Linked DNA regions of Homo sapiens: region 2 is linked to region 1. A link is an interaction called in ENCODE POLR2A ChIA-PET data of the cell type or tissue named here. Cell type or tissue: HepG2. All regions are shown on one strand. Links, peaks and the distances in the headings refer to the core of each region. The heading gives the core; the rest is flanking DNA.

Region 1 (9,673 bases), core at 672-8,671:
TCTTTGGGGGTCTAAATCTGTGACTGGTGTTTCTGCCGATTCTCATCAGTAGCATGGTGTTTCTCTGAACGTTTGGTTGTTTAATTGTCAGCTGTTATCGGAGACAATTCTGAGGTCCAACTTGGGGATGCTTCCCTCCAGAGACTATTCCCCTTTTCCAGGCGAGACCACCCTCGGCCCCCTCAGTGACCCTTGAGACCCCTGGTTTAAGCAGCCCCTAGGCAGAGAAACATACTTGTTCCCTGGCCGCAGGCTGGCTCTCTGTCCCTGTGTGTGTCCAGGGAGTTATCTGCTTTCCCAACCACTTCCCTTCATCATCCAGGCCTCCACACTACTCTGTCTGTTTGTTTACTTAGAGACAGAGTCTTGCTCTGCCGCCCAGTCTGAGTGCAGTGGTGAGCTCCTAGCTCTCTGCAGCCTCGCCCTCCCAGGCTCAAGTGATCCTCCTGCCTCAGCCTCCCAAGTAGCTGTGACTAGAGTGCACCACCACACCCAGCTAATTTTAAATTTTTTTGTAGAGACGGGGTCTCATCATGTTGCCCAGGCTGGTCTCGAACTCCTAGGCACAAGCAATCCTCTCGCCTCAGCCTCCTAAAGTGTTGGGATTACAGGCATGAGCCACCCCACCTGGCCTTATTTATTTTTGCTGTTTAATTTTGGGGGAGACTCGGAGATATTTACTTTCTTGGAAACACAACAGTCTATTAAAAATGTACGCTCATAGTAATTCATCCAGAAGTTGGTTGTTGCTGGAAGGCCTTTTAAGGGATCTAGTACATCATATTGCCAGCAGGGCTCAGCCTGTGACCAGCAAGGTCTGGGCTCCGTCTGGGGCCAGGGTCAAGGCTCATTCCGTGGCCTTGAGCACAGCCTGGTGTGTGGCTGGGTCGAGTCCAGCAGAAGTCTCGGGGTTTTCCAGCCTCCATCCGAGTCCGGCTTTGATGCCTTTCCTGGTCAGACAGGAGCCGGGCCAGTGGCCAAGCTGCCAGGATGGCTTCCCCGGGGCCGCGGCCGCCTTCCTTCCCCTCCTGCCCGGGCTGGCTCTGGTCGCCACTAGGGGTTGAAGATGAGGGCTCTCCTGGGAAGCTCTTGGCTGAGGATCCGCCTGGTCCCGGAGCCGTGAAAACAACAGCTGGGCCTGGTGGGGGTGGGGAGGCTGAGCGGAGAGGCCAGCTCCCTTGGCTGCTGGGCAGGGTCTTCTGTCCACAGCTGCCTCAGGCGGCTGTTTCCAAAGGTGTTTCCAGCTTCCCAGGCCCACCCTGAGGCCCCGCACCGCCAGGGAGGTGGAAGGCACGGAGCAGCGAAGCCCGGCCCCGGCCCCGGCCGCCCGACCAGCTCACAGAGGAACACCTGTGGGGGGGCCTGTGGGCGGTTCACAGAGGGATGTAGGAACGTGCCTGTGGGAGGCCGTAGCCCCGGAGAGCAGAGGCCTGGCCGGCGGAAGAGAAGCAAGGAAGGGGCGATTCAGGAAGGCCAGAGCCCGAGTGCCGGGGCAGGGGCCCCACCCCCTCACCCCCTCACCCCCTCACCCCCTAGGACAGAAGAGGCCCTCCGTTGGAAGGCAGGGGCCCCACCCCCAGGACAGAAGAGGCCCCACGTTGGAAGGCAGGGGCCCCACCCCCTAGGACAGAACGGGCCCTGCGTTGAGGCCCCTGGGTTCTTCCCCCGGGTTCTTGCCTGGCCCCTTCCATGGATCCTAAGCAGCTCCCTTATCGGCCACCATCTGGGAAGCCAGGAGGGGGGCATGAAATGAGGGGGAGGTGGGGCCCCCAGCCAGGGTTCCCCTCCTCAAGGCCCCAGGTATACAGTTGGCCTTTGCCCAGCCCTTCTAGCCCCTGCAGGGGCAGGACCCCACCTGGACCCCATGAATCTCTCCCAACTTTTGCCCAGCATGGTGTCCCTGACCGAAACCCCTCCACTTCAGGACCCTGGGTCCCCAGGCCCGCCCCCACCCTGAGGGTGCCTCTACACCCCTTCCCCCAGAGCCCCTTCCCCCAGCCTGAGGGCCAGGAGCAGCCTCCCTCTTCCTGCAGTCTCTACCACAGCTCTCCACTGGCCCAGGGGCCTGAACTCCTTGGGTGCAGCCGAGCTGCAGGGTGGCTGTGGGGACCTCTGCTTGGCGTTCTTTCCCGGTGGCTGAGGCCCCTGCCCTGCCCAAATGGGAGCCCGGAGTGTGTGTGTGTGGCTGTGTGTGTCCCATCTGCGTCCCTGTCACACGTCATGCCGGAGCAGGGGAGGCAGTAAGGGGCCCCACCCCACTGGATGCAGTGGGCTTCCCACCTTGCCCGGTGTCATTTCCTGATTTGCAAAATATTTCCTGGGAGCAGAGTTGTTGGCAAGCACAGCCTCAGACGGTGTGAGCAGCTGGGGGACCCCTCAGATGTGGCTCCCTCTGTCCCTCCGGCCTGTGCTGGCCTGCCCCTGCCCCCAGGCCTGTAAGCTGGGCAGGCTGTGGGGCAGGAACTCCCCAGGGTGAGTGGGCTGGTCTGAGGGCTAAGGCCCCTGCTCCCAGCTCCGCCCCACCCGCCTCTGGGAGTCCCTTGTGGTGTGTGGACATAGGTCAGTCCCTCCCTGCTGCCTCCTCCCTATCCCAGTCCAGGCCCCTGGGAGTTTTGCGTCTGCCCAGGGCTGTGGCCTGGGCCTGTCTGGACTGTGTCTGGGGAAGGGGCAGCATGTGGTCCTCCTCTCCCTTTCAGGGAAGGATGTCCCAGCAGAGAGGCAAAGTGAGGGGACCCACACAAGGAAGGGGCCCTGCTATTAGGAAACCCTGGGTCATTCAGGCCTGCTGCTCTCCGGCTCCCACCGGGCCGGGCTCTGTCCTCGCTGTGACGAACCTCCTGCCCCTGTCGAGGCCGGCAACACCCTCCACCCGGCCACCCCTCCCGAAGGCCCCCAGCCTGCTCTGCCCCTGCAGTCCTGGCGCAGGCCCCTCCTGCCCACCCCACCCTGCTCTCAGCACTCGCGGTTCCTTCTCTCTGCCTGGAAGGCTCTTCCTCGGGTACCCCTTGCGTGCGAGTCCCCAGTGACCCCCTGTTCTCACAGGGAAAACAAGTAGACCGTATCTTTCCTAGCTGTTCACCGCCCACCCTCCTAGCCTGGCAGTGCTGGCCCGGCGCCTGTGTGTCCCCAGCACTGAGGCTGGGGCGCGGCTGTGCCCAGCACACAGACGAGGGATGGATGGACAGACGCAGATGGTGCAGCTCCCACCCCTACCCAGGCTGCTACCCGCCAGGTGTCTACCCGCCACCCCAGCTGCTGCTGGCACGGGGGACTGAGGGGGGTCAGCTCTGGGGCCAGAGGGGCAGGCCTGGGCTCCTGGGAAGTGAAAAGTGACCCCCGAGGCCCCCAAGACCTGTCCTTGACCCCAGTGAGCAGGTTGAGTCTAGGAGCTGCGTGGGCCCTGCTCTCTTGGTGACCCCTGCTCTGCCCCACTTACTGTTGTGGGGTGGGCTCAGGCACACCCCAGAGCAGTGCCTCAGGCCCGCACCGCTGCCCCTCACCGCCGCTGCCCCTCACCGCCGCTGCCCCTCACCACTGCTGCCCCTCACCGCCCCGTCCATCTGCTCCTGTGTGTGCTTGAGTACGTTTGTGAGATACGTGAAAACAGCAACAAAAGGCGCCGGGTGCGGGCCTGGGCGTCCTGCCCTCAGCTCGGGTCAGGGGTGGGGTCAGAGGCCTCAGGAGTTGCCCTTTTACCCAGGGTCAAACATGACCACAGCCAGCTGGGGACAAAAGGCCCTTCATCTTCTGCAGAAGCCTGGATTGTGCGGAGGAGGGAGCATTCCCAAAGGCGGGTGGGGGCAGGGGCGGTGCCCGGGTGACAGCAGCCTCCCCAGCTTCCTGGAACTCTCTCCACCTGCCTGCAGACAGACCGGCAGGGCAGGCTGGCTCCGGGAAGTGAGGCACAGGGACTCCCACAGCCCAGGCCCAGACCGTGGGGGCGGGGTGGCCGCAGCCAAACCAGGCTGCTCCCCACCCCATGGGGCCCCAGGCCACCAGGATCAGACAGGGGCTGTGCCTGCAGGAGGCAGAGGGCTCGGGGCCAGCACCCACTGTGATCTGGCCTGACCCGTCCTTGCCTCTGCCTCTTACCCCGGGCCCTTCTCCCTGGAGAGTGGAGGGTTCCGGCTGTTATATTTGTGCTTCCTCCGGTGTCTGCCTCAAGTCCGGCCCGGGCCCTGACACTGCACCTCTGGCTGACCCCATGCTCTCTGGGACCCTCTGTCCACGTCCCTCCTCCGGGGTGGAGACAGCGGGGGGAGGGCAGGACACAAGAATGAGTCCTGAAGACTGAGGGGCACGGGGAGAGCTGATGGGGAGGGTCTCCTAGCTGGAGGGACTCCAGGCAGAGCCGGGAGCAAGGCAGGTGGCTGAGCTCGGCCCAGGCTGGGTGGAGGCCAGGCCTCCTGTGCCTTCTCCCGCTGATGGCGAGCTGAAGGGAGGAGGGCGGCCGCTTCCTTGAGGGCCTGAGTCACAGCCAAGAAGACCCGCTCACTTTTTCCAGAAGTGAGGGAAACTTCCCCGTCAGCCCTGCAAGGCTGGCTGAGGTGTGACTGTGGCCCGCCTGCTGGGCGAGGGTGGGGGACAAGCGGGCCACTGGCTGTGAGCCTCCCCAGGGTGGGGGACCCTCGGCCCAGCTCCCTGCCTGACTACCTGGACGTGCCTCCGCAGGGTCTGCAGCCAGCTTCCGGTCAGACCCCAGGTCCTCCAGCGGCTGCGGCCTTCAGCGTCATCTCCACGGCAGCCCCTGTGTACTGGGGGCTGGGGGGCCTGGCGAGGCCCCTCGAAGTGGTACAGCTTGCACTCTGGGGACCCAAAGTCCCCCCACCGGGCCCAGGCGGAAGCACCAGGCATTTCTGGTCCCAGCCGAGGTCTGAGGTCTGTGGAGCGCAGCCAGCACCTCCACTGCCAAGATCCCCGGCAGGGGGGGTGGGGGGCGCCGGCGGGGACACAGCTCTCCCTTGTTCCTGCCGCCAGCTCCTCAGCCTCAGCCTGCTGCTTCCTTTTTTAGGCAAAGTCGAGTGCTGGCCGTCCGCACGGCCCCGCGGTGTCTCACCTGCCTGAAAGGGAGGAAGGAAGCCTGTGGAGCCCCATCCGTTCTCCCGCGGCGCATCCTCCAGGAGAGGGTGGGGAAGGAGGAGACATCCTGGCAGACACCCCCCCACGTCCCCCACCTCCCAGCTCTGAGCTGAGGAGGCCCTGGAAGAGGGCCATGGCTACTCCGAGGGAGGGCCGGGGTAGGGTTCTCCTGTCCAGGGGACACTGCTGGCCCAGCCCCACCCAAGCAGGGGAAATCTGCCCTGGGAGCCACTGTCCCTCAGGACGCCCCCTGCAACCAGCCACCTCTCGTCTGGGCCTCACCAAGACCCCAAGACTCAAGAGCTCCTGTCTCACCAGTGGGACCCTCCAGTCCTGCTGGGGGTGTGTCCTGGGTCCTGGAGTCTGGGCCCCTCACTGGGTAGGGTATATGGGTAACAGGCCCAGTGTGGTCCCACTGGACAGGGCCTCAACCAACCATCTCCCACTCCCATGCCTCTTCCTCCAAGAAGCCCAGGTGGCGTGGGTGCTTCGAGTCTCTCTCGAATTCCTGTCTTCTGTCCCCTTTCAAGCCACTGTGTCCTTGTAAGTTCCACCCCATGGTCCTTCCCATCCCTGCTGGTCAGTCCCTGGGATACATGTCCTGTTACTCCAGACACCTATCCGCCTCCAGCGCGGAGGCCAAGGCGAAACCACGGTCTGGACGTGTTTTTTTGGTGCCACCGCCAGCCCCTGGGGTTCTCTTGGGCCTGGCTGCTGGGACCCCAGCACCCAGAGTCACGGCAGTGGTGGGCATGGGGAGGGCCTAGCCTGGTACCTCCCTGCTCGGCTCCCGCGGCTGGGGGTCGGAGAGGGGTGGAGAGCGTGGGCCGCACAGCCTCGGCCGGGAGAGGGAGACTGGAGTGTGTGTGTGTGCGTGCCTGCGCGTGCGTGCCTCGGTCGTATCTCGGCTGGTGCTGCGTGTCCCTGCGTGTCGGGGTCCGCTCGTGCGCGCCTCTCCGGGGTCTGTGCGCGTGGCCCTCCGCTCGCGCCGGAGGGCGTGGGCGTGGCCTCGGCGTGGGTGTGGCCGCTCGGGGAGGGGCCTCCCGGGGGCGGGGCCGGCCTGGTCCGCGCGGTGACGCGCCCTGCAGCCCCGAGCGAGCGAGCGAGCGAGCGAGTTGCCGAGCGCGCCCCGTCCCTCGCGCGCGATGCTCCCCTGGACGGCGCTCGGCCTGGCCCTGAGCTTGCGGCTGGCGCTGGCGCGGAGCGGCGCGGAGCGCGGTGAGTGCGGCGGGCGGCCGGGCCGGGGCTGGGGCTTCTGGTGACCGCTCTGCGCCGCTGCCCGCGCAAGGCCGTCGCTGTCCCCTGCTCCGGACGGGCGGGCGGGCTGGGAGGCTGCGGGAGCCGGGCGGGGGCGCGGGCGGAGCGTCCTGCTCACCTGAGGCTGGCGGCCCAGGTGCTCCAGGCGACACCGTCCGTGAGCGCCGGGGCATAGGGGCCGTCCCGGCCCGCATCTCTGCGGGATCGCGGGCCTGGACAGGAAGAGGGAGATGTCTGTCAAGGGGGCACCCCTGCCTCAGTTTCCCTACCCTTGCGAGGGCCCTTAGTGGAGGGATGGTAGGGAAGTTGGAGTCGCCCCACCGCACTGGGGAAAACCGCAAGGCCGGGACTAGAATTGAGGCACGCTGGTGCCCTGGCTTGGTGGGGAGGGGCGGTGTAGGGGGCATCAGCCTCCACCCCGGAGGTGCCCGGAGGAAGGGGGAAGCCTGCGAGGGGCTGTTCCGGCTTTCAGGCTGCTGGGGGTTATATCTTGTTGTGTGAGTCCAGGTGGGCTGGAGGATGGAGGCCAGGGGAGGGGCCACCATCTAGTAAGCGGGGTCTGGGCTCCAGCCAGGCCATCCGGCGTGGTCATTGCTGTGCCTCCGACACCTTCCCCTGCTGCTGTGTGCATGCCCAGGGTGCCTCACCTGCAGGCTGAGCTGCGTGGCTGAACTCCAGCCTCAGGCTGCTCCTCTGAAAGCCATGCCTGGAGGGAACAGCCCCACGGCTCAGGCCTGTCCTGGGGGCCTAGGCCAGGACTCTTGGCTCCACCTGCTTGCAGGGTCTGTGAGGAATGGGAAGGTGTGGGGGCTTGGAGCGGAGAGTCGCCCTCTCACAGATGGGATAACACAAGCCCAGAGAGAGCCCTAGATCCCATGGCCAGTGTGCAGTGAAACCCCCAAAAGTACAGGCCTCTTGCTTAGAGTTCCTCTTTCCCCCAACCTAGGACCTTTGGGAGAAGGCAAGCATCCACTTAAGGAAAGCTGGGGCCCTGGGGGACCCTGCCTTGCTGTGGGGCTGTCTGGGGGGCCCACACCTGAGGCTGAGCATTCCTCCTTTCCCCCAGGTCCACCAGCATCAGCCCCCCGAGGGGACCTGATGTTCCTGCTGGACAGCTCAGCCAGCGTCTCTCACTACGAGTTCTCCCGGGTTCGGGAGTTTGTGGGGCAGCTGGTGGCTCCACTGCCCCTGGGCACCGGGGCCCTGCGTGCCAGTCTGGTGCACGTGGGCAGTCGGCCATACACCGAGTTCCCCTTCGGCCAGCACAGCTCGGGTGAGGCTGCCCAGGATGCGGTGCGTGCTTCTGCCCAGCGCATGGGTGACACCCACACTGGCCTGGCGCTGGTCTATGCCAAGGAACAGCTGTTTGCTGAAGCATCAGGTGCCCGGCCAGGGGTGCCCAAAGTGCTGGTGTGGGTGACAGATGGCGGCTCCAGCGACCCTGTGGGCCCCCCCATGCAGGAGCTCAAGGACCTGGGCGTCACCGTGTTCATTGTCAGCACCGGCCGAGGCAACTTCCTGGAGCTGTCAGCCGCTGCCTCAGCCCCTGCCGAGAAGCACCTGCACTTTGTGGACGTGGATGACCTGCACATCATTGTCCAAGAGCTGAGGGGCTCCATTCTCGGTATGCGGGAGGAGGCAGGGCCCAGGGAGCCCTAGCTGGGAGCCGCAGAAGGAGAGGCTGGGTTGAGACTTTGGGAAGATCTCATGTCCCCAGAGCAGCGGCCAGGGCCTCCGGGGCTGTGGTACCCCTAGGGTGCAGGGCTGAGTGATGCAGCTTGTCTATGCACACTCTTCACTGGGCGACCCGTGTACCCTGCTGAGACGGGGGCAGGCTTGAGTAGCCACCTCCAGGTGTAGCTCCCTGCTGATGTGTCCAGCCCAGACCTCGAGGCCCCAGGGAGTGCAGAGCCCGGGTGTAGGCCCAGGAAGAAGCTTCCAAGTCTGGGGACTCTGCAGATGGGCAGCATGTGCTCCTGAGCATGCCCACCATACCTGGAGAGGGGTGAGCCAGAAAGGTCAGGGACTGCCCCCCCAGAGAGCACAGGGCACCTCTCCTGGGTGGGGACAGCCGCCGAGGGCTTTGAACTAGTTCGGACTGCAGGCCCACTGTGAGGGTTTCCTGAGAGGCCGGACCAGGGAAGGCCTGAGGCAGGAGCTGAGCAGCTCCCATTGGCTTTTTTTCTGGACCTCCCTGCCCCAGCCAAGCCCTGAAGGAGCTGGGGCTGGAGATGAGGAACCGGCCACTGGCTCAGCCTGCTGCAGCCACTGAAAAATGCCAACCCTGGGGATCTCACCAAGTCTCCGTCTGTGGGTTAATCATCCACCCAGAGCCGGAAGGGGTTGGACTGTGGGTTGGAGAGGGGTGGACGGCCCTCCCCAAGGTTTCCCCAGGGACGTCTGGCCCCTAGTGGCCCCAGGTCACCCAGTGCAGCTGCGCCTGGAGGGGACCAGGAGGAAAGGCTGCCTTAAGCAGCCAAAGGAAAAGCCTGAGGCTGCAGTGCCGAGGGGCCAGGCAGCAGGGTGGGGGCTCCTGGGAAAGAGGCCGGGTCTGAGGGTGGGGGATGGGAAGAAAGTGGCCCAGGCACCCAGCACTGCAGGAGGAAGATCCTGATAGCTTTAACCCAGCGCAGACATTTATGAGCCTCGCCACAGCAGGGTCACTCAGAGGGCTATGTGGGGCTTGGTGTCACAGGTCCAGGAGTCCCCCTCTGGAGAACCCCACCCCACACTCTCCTGGGGACCCAGGGCAGGCAGCGCCTCCAGAACCCCAGGGCCTGCCCCTGTGGTCTCCCATCTCCTAGCTGCAGCTCAGAGAGCCGGGCTGACCTCAGACCCCGGCCTGGCCACTCAGGCTGGGGCTGGTCCTCTGCTCTCAGGCACCACCGTGGACTCTGCCGTCTTTGAGGACCTTTGTCCTGGTCACTGATCTGGCCACTGCACCTCTCCACAAAGGACTGGGTTTGGGGCTAAGGGAGGCAGGGGCGCTTCTGACAGGGCCTGAGGGGGCTGCACCCTTTCCTCCGTCCTCCCCCAGCCAAGGCACGTTCTGAGAATCCCCAGCATCTGCGGGGCATGGCTCCAGCAGCTCCTTGGCCGCGGGGCCCCGTCTTTCCTAGTGGGGCCTCCAATCTCCAGATCTTCCCCATCAGCCAGGGCCGCCCTCCAGCAGCGGAGGAGGAACTGACCGCTGTTCCCTGACCCCCTGCACCACCCACAGACGCGATGCGGCCGCAGCAGCTCCATGCCACGGAGATCACGTCCAGCGGCTTCCGCCTGGCCTGGCCACCCCTGCTGACCGCAGACTCGGGCTACTATGTGCTGGAGCTGGTGCCCA
Region 2 (8,654 bases), core at 655-8,654, 86 kb before region 1:
CCCAGGGCTTCCCCCACACTGGGACTCCTCAGGGCCAGGCCCCAGCCTCCTCAGCAGCAGCAGCTGCACCTACCGGGCCCCAAGGCTCCCCAGGCTATTCCCTGTCCCTTGCCCCAGACCTCAGGTCCACCGCTCCACCTCCCAGCCAGCTCCAGACCAGCCGCCCACCCCTCAACAGCCAGGGCATCAGGCCACCTGCACCCACCCCTGCACTCAGACCTGTCATTCCCAACCAGGAGCCCAAATCCCCCAGCAGCCTCCTCTCCATCATGCCAGCCATGCCCTATGGCCCTACTCCACCCTCCTGGCGTCTCAGGAGCAGCCTCAGGTCCCAGGCCCTGTGCCTGCCTGCCCAGGGTCAGGCTCTGTGAGGGCAGGGCTTTGCCTGACCCCTGCCCTGCACCCCTAGTCAGGCTCACAGTCCACCTACAAGGACTCTCAGACCCGACGGACGGACGTAGGTGGGCTGGGAGGGCCCACAGGTCCCCAGAGGCCGCCCACCACCCTCCTGTCCTGTCCACCTAGCCAGGGAGACAAAGACCTCCACTCACCAAACCTCCCTGCACCTCAGGACCTAGAGGGGCAGCAGGGGATGCGGAGCCGGCAGGGCCCCCAGGAGAGCAAGCTGGCCAGGTGCCTCACCAGTCCACCCCCAGGTCAGATAGGCTTGGGAACGGGGCAGAGGGCACCCAGGCAGGCCGCAGAGGGTCAGGGGACACGAACCAGGAGGAGGCCGGGTGACCCGAGCTCAGAGTTCAGAGGGCAGGGTGGCAACCCACACGGCACAGAGGGGATGGCTGGGCAGGGGCAGGTCCCCAGGCCAAGGAGCAAGGCAGGCAGGGCTGTGGTCGACACTCACACTGTGACCTCTGAGGGCCCAGGCAGCAGGCTGGGTAGGATCTGGACGCCGCCTCGTGGCACCCTGCCCTGCCCAGCAGCATTTTCCACGCCCGGGACTTGGGCCCAGTGGAGAAATAGGAGCCCGGAGACGGGGCTTGGCCTGGCCGCACACCTGGCAGGAAGCGGCCTTGTGGCTGCTAGTCCCACTGCGAGCTACAGAGCCACCCCGACTGGCCGCTCCAGGTCCCCTGACCCCGGGGCACCTTGACTCAGCCAGACTCCGAAGCAGTAGGTAGCAGGAGGCCCCCGGCAAAGTGGCAAACCCACACTCTCACCCAAGCCCTGGCCCACCCACTTGCTGGGAAGAGGCCCCAAGCCTCAGGGCAGAGTGGACAGCAGGCAGGGCCAGCCCAGGTGGGAGCAGGGACCCCTACCTAGCCCTCTGGGGTCCTGCAGCTGCCTCCCCAGGCCACCCAGGGCCAGGCCATGAGGTAGACGCCCCCAAAGAGCAGAGAAGGTCACTTCTCAGACCCCTCCACGTCTGCTGCCCCCACACAGGAGCCTTCCCAGGTAAGACCATGACCCCATGCCAGGCTGAGGCCGCCACAGTGAGAGGCTGTCACACCTGAAAGGCTGGAGCAACCCAGGGTGAGGCGGGCCCCACGGACACCGAGGCCACCACTAGCTGCCGCCAGGGGGCCAGGGCCCACAGTGAGCCCTTGTCTCTAATGGACCTGACCACAGCAGAGCCCCTGGCAGGGTCCCCACCTCAGTCCCTGACACACGGCCCCAGGTGGCCTGGCCGGCAGCTTCTCCCCTGCCACACCCAACCCCAGCACCCTCTGACTCACCTGAGGGAGACACTCAGTCACCCAGCACCCTCTGACTCACCGGAGGGAGACTCGGCCACCCAGCACCCTCTGACTCACTGGAGGGAGACTCGGCCACCCAGCACCCCAGTACAGCACCCGCCTGGCTCCACCGGAAGAGGGCCCTGCCCCCTCCCACCATCCAGAGTGGCCCAAGCCCGCATGGCCCACCCAGCCAGGGCCTCACGAAGACCCCAGGCTGCCTGGGATGTCCCTGCCCCCTGCCCCCTCACAGATGTCCAGCCAGGACCCAGAGGCCCTACTCACTCCGCCCTCTTCAGCCCAACAGGGTGTAACAAGTCCTCCCCTGCCCCCAGTGGCAGGGTGCAGACCCAAGCCTGGCTGGGCCAGGAGAAAGGGAGCAGGACCCAAACAGCACAGAGGGAAGGGTGGGGTCTGCCTGGGGCTCCAGGGATCAGCTACCCAGGTCCCAGGCAGAGCCCTGCCGTCCCCACCCCAGCCAGATGGGGGAGGGTGCTGGAGGCTGGCCAGGCATTGGGGGCGTACCCACAACCCGGGGTCCCCGCGCCTCTGTAGCAGCCTCCGCTGAAACTCACGGCAGCTGCCAGGGGCGCCCCTGCCGGCACTGTGCCCCCACCTTGGGATTCCCTGTGAGGCCTGGCTAACCTGTGTGCTGCCCCCACAGACCCGCCCCGGGGAGGAATCCACTCAGAGGCAGCGCCCTGGGAGCCAGCATGGCCACACAGGATGCAGAGAACCCTCCAGACTCCCAGAGGCCACAGCCAGCTGCCCTAGACGTGGCGTGGTCCCGAATGCACCCCATTCTCCCAAGGCGGAGCAGGAAGCTGGCAGGGGTAGCTGGCCCAGGACAGGCGGTGCAGAGCCATCCTGTGCCCTCAGAGCCCCCTGTGCACGCCCCAGGTCAGGGCCCTCAGCCTTGGGGGTCTGTGGCCTCCCAACCCCTGACCCCAGAGCCAGGGGCTCTCCACCAGCCTGTCCCCTGGGTGGTGCCGAGTCCTGGGATCTCTCTGTGCCCCTCCCCCGGTTCAGGACACACAGGCTCAAGTGTCCCTGCTAGGCCATGGCTATGAGTGCAGTAGGTGAACTGCCTGGACCCTCCCAAAACCAGGGAGGCACTCAGGGCACAGAGAGGCTGAGTCACAGACCCCAAGTGGCACAGCCAGGGAGGGCGGAGTGGGAACTCCCCCCACAGCCCAGGCCAGGCAGAGCCTCCCCAACTCCATAGCTCCCCACAGCACCACCCAGGACACAAGGAGCTGTCACAACACCGAGGCCCATGGCAGGCGGCCCTGGGGACCAGGGCTTTGGGCCCACAGCCTTGCCTCCACCCATCCCCCAGTCCCAGGCCTGGGTCACCCCCACCTCGGAGATGAACTGTGGGAGCTGTGCCCAACAGACAGCCTCGGTGCCAAGTCCAGCAGGCCCAGCATCCGCCACGCACCCAGCAGTGGGGACCCGGAGCCAAACACCCTCCCTCCTCTGCCTCGGCCCAAGGCTGGGCGAGACCCCCTGCCAACCACCAAACCCAGCACCAGGCAGAGACCCTCCCCAATTCTGCCCTCCTCCCAGCCCTGGGGATCTTGGGTCAGAATAGCTGTGACCAGGGCATGAAAAGTGGAGGACAGGCGGGGGACCTTCACCCACTGGGCCAAAGCCGTGCGTGGGGAGTGGGGTCCAGACCAGGGCACGTGGTTGTGGCCATGACACAGGCTCCCTGCACTGCAAGGTGGTCAGTCATGCTCTGGAGCAGAGGCTGGGGAACCAGGGCTGGGCTGAGAATGCAGCGGGGGCTGGCGCAGGAACCCCCGACTCACCAGGGCCTCCTCAGCGTCCCCAGCCTGAAGCTCCCTCTCTTATGAAGGCCACCCCAGACCAGCGAGGACCTGCCTTCTCTTCCCCCCATCTCCAACTACATTCGCTTGGCATCCAGGGTCAGTGTCTAGTTCAGCAGTCGCTTAAGCTAAAGTATTACTGACCAACCAGCCCCTCCCACGGGGGTTCTATTCCACAGAACAGACAGTGCTGAGAGGTCTGCGGGTAGAACTCAGGGGAAGGGATGAAGGAAGTAATTGATGAGGGTCCTCCGTAGGCTCCTGAGGCCACCAGCCAGAGGACCAGGGAGGACACAGAGCAAGGCCCCCATCCCAGCCAGAGGACCTGGGAGGCTACAGAGCAAGGCCCTCGTCTTGGACCTCCAGCATCACCCCAGTCCATTCTTTCCAACCCCCACAGCCCAGCCCAGCCCAGCCCTGACCTCTGCAGCCCCACTGACTCCCAGCCCCCTGTAAGTCTGCAGCCTCCAAAGCTGTACACTGAAGCTCCCCTGTCTCTTTCCTGGCCGCATCCCCAAGCCTGCCTCGACACCCAGACCTGCCCACCCTGTTCCCAGGCCCGGGCACCCACGCGTCCTCCAAATGTGCCCAGCAGGTGCAGCCACTGCTAGAAGTGCACTAGGGCAACAGTCAGGCTGTCTCTGCCCTGGGCAGCCCCCGGTGGGTGTCAGGAGCAGAAGGCGGACTCCCCCAGGGCTTCATCCCAGAGCATGGTCCAGGAGCAGAACCTGGGGGCTGGGCACCTCCTCACTACGCATTTCCTGGTGGCACACATTTGCAACAAACAGCATTAGTAACTTTGGTAACTTTCGTTAGAATAATAAACTAAGTCAAAAACAAAAGTACCTGACACATGCCCCATGCTCAAGGCCAAAGCAGCCCAGGCCCAGAGAAGCAGGGACTGCAAGGTGCCCCAGCTGGGGAGGAGCCCGGACCAGACTCAGAAAACAAACCGCCCCCTCCTGCCCAACCTGACCGGAGCGGGCAGGAGGGCCGCTGAGCCGAGTGGGGAGCGCCCAGCCTTCAAAGGCTGCCAAGGACGCACCCTGCCCTCTCTGCTTTGCCTGGTCGTGGGGGTGGGGAAGGAAAGTACAGCTGTCTAGATGTCCCTTGGGCCCCCCTGAGAGCTCCAGAGCGGACCCAGCCTGACTGGACCTGGGGCTGCCTGAGGACCCTGCAACCACAGAATCCAAGAAACAACCTTAATGTCACAATCCCAAGAAGCGGCCACACACAAGGACACCGCTTGCCGGAGGCTCACCTCCTGGGGCCACGAGGCCTGAGCCCGCCCCCAGCACTGTTGAGCTGGGACTAGGGACTCAGGTTACTGGTGGCTGGGCCGGGCCAGGCCAGGCCTCAAGCAGACCGCCAGGCTCCTGCTCCCTGTCCCAGAGGGCCCAGCTCAGCACAGCAGGGGTCTCCTCGCCTGGGACACCACCACCGAGGCCCAGCAGGGAGACGCTGACCCAGGCTGCCCCGAAACAGCAGATGGTCTGGGCTGCTCCGGGAACGCAAGTGCTTTGTGGCTCAGTGGGGACGGGGCCCACAGGAAGCTCAGGACACGGGTAGGCGAATAAAGTTTCATGGTCACCAGTGGCCCTTGACCTCCACCCTGTCACAAGGACCCTGCAGAAGGGGGCCAGGAGAACCTGTCTTGACCCTCGGGAAGCTTCTGCAAACCCTAGCAGACAGGTTGGTGAACCTGTACCCCCATGTCTCCCCATCCCAGCTAGGGAACCCCACCCTGCTTCCTTCCCACTGACACGCCCCTGACCCCAGCCCGCACCAACGGCAGGCGCTCCCGGCCAGCCCCGGTGGAAGCGATGCGGCCGACCGAGTCTGACACGGGCCAAGGCAGGACTCGGGGCCGGGAAGCTGGGGCCAGGGACGCCGGGAACCCCGCCTGCCATCGCCCCGCTCCACGGACAGGTGGGCGCGCGCCGCACACGGGCCGAGGCCGCCACCCGCGCCGCATCTAGCGGAGGCGCGTCGCGGTCGCAGGTCCCCGGGGGCGCGAACGGCTCAGGACCCCCGCCCCGTCCCCGCGCGGGCAGGTGCGACCCCCGAGCCCGCGCCAGGCTCGCGCAGGCCTCGCGGCCGACTGACCCGAAGTCCTGGTCCATGGACTTAAAGAAGAATTTGTAGGCGTGCACGGGCCGGTTGCTGAGCACGTTCTTGAAGTCGGCCAGCGTGACGCGCTCGGGGGCCACGGGCAGCTTGACCAGGTACGGCGTCTCCTCCTCGTCCATGTGGTAGATAATCTTGGTCTCCGCCATGGCGCGGCGGCGGCGCGGAGCCCGCGCGCTCAGGGCCCGGCCCGGGGCTCGGACGCGGGGCGCTACCCGCCCGCCCGCCTGCGCCCCGCCCGGCCCGCACCGCTCTCGGCCCCGACGCTCCGAGGCCCCCGGGCGCCCCCGCCCGACCGCCCAGGCCCCGGCCGCCGCCCCCGGCTCCCGCGCGCGTCCCGACTGCTGCCCCGCGGCCCGCGGCCGCCCATCCGCCCCCGGCCCGGGAGCGGCGCGAGGGACGCAGCACGGAGGGCGCGCTCAGCCCCGCCGCCCTCCCGCCTGCGCCCCTCGGGCCGCGCCGTTAAAGGGACCGCCCGGCCCGGGGTCCTGAGCGTGGCCGCGGGGGGGCGCCCGAGCGCGCGGCGTTGACGTCACGGGGGCGCACGGCGGGGGCGGGGCGAGGATGCGCAGACGCAGGCGATCATCGCTCGCCCCGCCCCGCCCCGGCCCCGCCCCCGCGCGCGGGCCCGCGCTCCATTATGATCCGGCGCATGCGACGCGCGCCGCTGGCTGTGGGCCCGTGGGCGCCGGGGCGCTCGGGTCGGGCGGAGGGACCCCGGGGACGCCGGGTGCGCGGCGCTGAGGTGGCGCCCGGTCGCTCTGCGCCACCGCGAAGGCTCCCGACTCGCGTGCCCTCTGCCGGGTCCCACGGGGTCCAGGCAGCAGGCCGAGCGGATGCGGGGCGCGCGGGGGCGCGGGCGTGCACGGAGGCGTCGGAGCGCCCGGCGGCGGGAGGGATTTAGTCCTGGGGTTCTCCGCAGGGCAGGGGAGACTTCCGAGGCGTCCCTTGAGGCCGCGGGGCGTCCGCGCTTACTGTTCCGGGGCTCGCGGGGCTGGAGGCCTTCCCGACCCGACCCCAGCAGGAAGCGCGGAGGCCACTAGAGGGCGGCCCAGGATGGGAGGAGTGAGGAGGGGGCCTGGACGGGGCAGGAGCGACGGGGGGAGTGAGGAGGGGGCCTGGACGGGGCAGGAGCGACGGGGGGAGTGAGGAGGGGGCCTGGACGGGGCAGGAGCGACGGGGGGAGTGAGGAGGGGGCCTGGACGGGGCAGGAGCGACGGGGGGAGTGAGGAGGGGGCCTGGACGGGGCAGGAGCGACGGGGGGAGTGAGGAGGGGGCCTGGACGGGGCAGGAGCGACGGGGGGAGTGAGGAGGGGGCCTGGACGGGGCAGGAGCGACGGGGGGAGTGAGGAGGGGGCCTGGACGGGGCAGGAGCGACGGGGGGAGTGAGGAGGGGGCCTGGACGGGGCAGGAGCGACGGGGGGAGTGAGGAGGGGGCCTGGACGGGGCTGGAGCGACGGGGGGAGTGAGGAGGGGGCCTGGACCGGGCAGGAGCGACGGGGGGAGTGAGGAGGGGGCCTGGACCGGGCAGGAGCGACGGGGGGAGTGAGGAGGGGGCCTGGACGGGGCAGGAGCGACGGGGGGAGTGAGGAGGGGGCCTGGACGGGGCAGGAGCGACGGGGGGAGTGAGGAGGGGGCCTGGACGGGGCAGGAGCGACGGGGGGAGTGAGGAGGGGGCCTGGACGGGGCAGGAGCGACGGGGGGAGTGAGGAGGGGGCCTGGACGGGGCAGGAGCGACGGGGGGAGTGAGGAGGGGGCCTGGACGGGGCAGGAGCGACGGGGGGAGTGAGGAGGGGGCCTGGACGGGGCAGGAGCGACGGGGGGAGTGAGGAGGGGGCCTGGACGGGGCAGGAGCGACGGGGGGAGTGAGGAGGGGGCCTGGACCGGGCAGGAGCGACGGGGGGAGTGAGGAGGGGGCCTGGACGGGGCAGGAGCGACGGGGGGAGTGAGGAGGGGGCCTGGACGGGGCAGGAGCGACGGGGGGAGTGAGGAGGGGGCCTGGACGGGGCAGGAGCGACGGGGGGAGTGAGGAGGGGGCCTGGACGGGGCAGGAGCGACGGGGGGAGTGAGGAGGGGGCCTGGACCGGGCAGGAGCGACGGGGGGAGTGAGGAGGGGGCCTGGACCGGGCAGGAGCGACGGGGGGAGTGAGGAGGGGGCCTGGACGGGGCAGGAGCGACGGGGGGAGTGAGGAGGGGGCCTGGACGGGGCAGGAGCGACGGGGGGAGTGAGGAGGGGGCCTGGACGGGGCTGGAGCGACGGGGGGAGTGAGGAGGGGGCCTGGACGGGGCAGGAGCGACGGGGGGAGTGAGGAGGGGGCCTGGACGGGGCAGGAGCGACGGGGGGAGTGAGGAGGGGGCCTGGACCGGGCAGGAGCGACGGGGGGAGTGAGGAGGGGGCCTGGACGGGGCAGGAGCGACGGGGGGAGTGAGGAGGGGGCCTGGACGGGGCAGGAGCGACGGGGGGAGTGAGGAGGGGGCCTGGACGGGGCAGGAGCGACGGGGGGAGTGAGGAGGGGGCCTGGACGGGGCTGGAGCGATGGGGAAGAGAGTGCGGTGGGGTCCCTTGGTTCCCGTCCCCAGGAAGCCGGCGAGATGGAACTGGCATCTATCGGGCCCTGACCGTGCTGGGGGCTGCACCGGCTCGGAAAGAAACCGATCAGTGCAGGCACCAGTGCTTGACGGTCAGCTTGGGCCTGGGATCCTGACCCTGCACCCGGGCTCTGAGAGGGAGAACTGTGGCGTTTGCTCAGCCAAGCCCGGACAGCTTAGCCGCCAGCCCCCTCCACCTTCCCGCAGCCCTTCTCTTCCCCAGAGGTCAGAAGCCAGGCAGGAAGACCTAAGAGGGGCTATCTGTTGAGGCCCCAGGGAGGGAGGAAGCCTGTCCCTGCCCTGAGGGCCTGACCCCAGGCTAGGTCTCAAGAGAGGCTGGAAGCCAGAGGCCTGAGGCCAGTCCCGTTGCTGACGCGGATGTGGTCCAGCTGGGGCCCTGACAGGTGTGGCCACT

The links. Peaks named below come from ENCODE experiments on the same cell type or tissue, not always from the same donor. Only the 100,000 strongest peaks of a DNase experiment are listed, where the experiment ranks them.
Region 2: POLR2A ChIA-PET joins it to region 1 with 20 read pairs; 5 of 35 experiments call an interaction of 5 or more read pairs at or near these places.

Annotation. Positions count from the first base shown.
Region 1 is chr1:1,429,525-1,439,197 of GRCh38, forward strand. TMEM278 (transmembrane protein 278) reads left to right here. Exons shown (of 2, transcript NM_001146685.2): 2 at 1-731. VWA1 (von Willebrand factor A domain containing 1) reads left to right here and starts at 6,166. Exons shown (of 3, transcript NM_022834.5): 1 at 6,166-6,297; 2 at 7,403-7,960; 3 at 9,557-9,673. The coding sequence starts at 6,225. LOC107985729 reads left to right here and starts at 3,709. Exons shown (of 4, transcript XM_017003066.2): 1 at 3,709-3,764; 2 at 4,439-4,547; 3 at 4,672-4,878; 4 at 5,012-6,025. The coding sequence starts at 3,709. The coding sequence ends at 5,626. It overlaps LINC01770 (long intergenic non-protein coding RNA 1770), which reads right to left and starts at 5,049. Exons shown (of 2, transcript NR_125996.1): 1 at 4,664-5,049; 2 at 633-1,138. RefSeq lists enhancers at 2,845-3,588, 5,077-5,820, 5,080-5,139 and silencers at 4,925-5,219, 5,966-6,335, 6,094-6,283. In HepG2, for the core only: CTCF peaks have their summits at 797 and 4,898; DNase peaks (open chromatin) are centred at 947, 1,487, 2,537, 3,757 and 2 weaker places; H3K4me3 peaks cover 7,814 bases.
Region 2 is chr1:1,343,267-1,351,920 of GRCh38, forward strand. DVL1 (dishevelled segment polarity protein 1) reads right to left here and starts at 6,152. Exons shown (of 15, transcript NM_001330311.2): 1 at 5,630-6,152. The coding sequence starts at 5,799. RefSeq lists enhancers at 2,775-3,653, 3,855-4,484, 4,485-5,114 and silencers at 4,667-4,843, 6,004-6,183, 6,284-6,603, 6,624-6,773. In HepG2, for the core only: CTCF peaks have their summits at 1,532 (motif pointing right), 2,002 (motif pointing left), 6,148 (motif pointing right) and 6,678 (motif pointing right); DNase peaks (open chromatin) are centred at 1,605, 4,525, 4,835 and 6,657; H3K4me3 peaks cover 2,182 bases.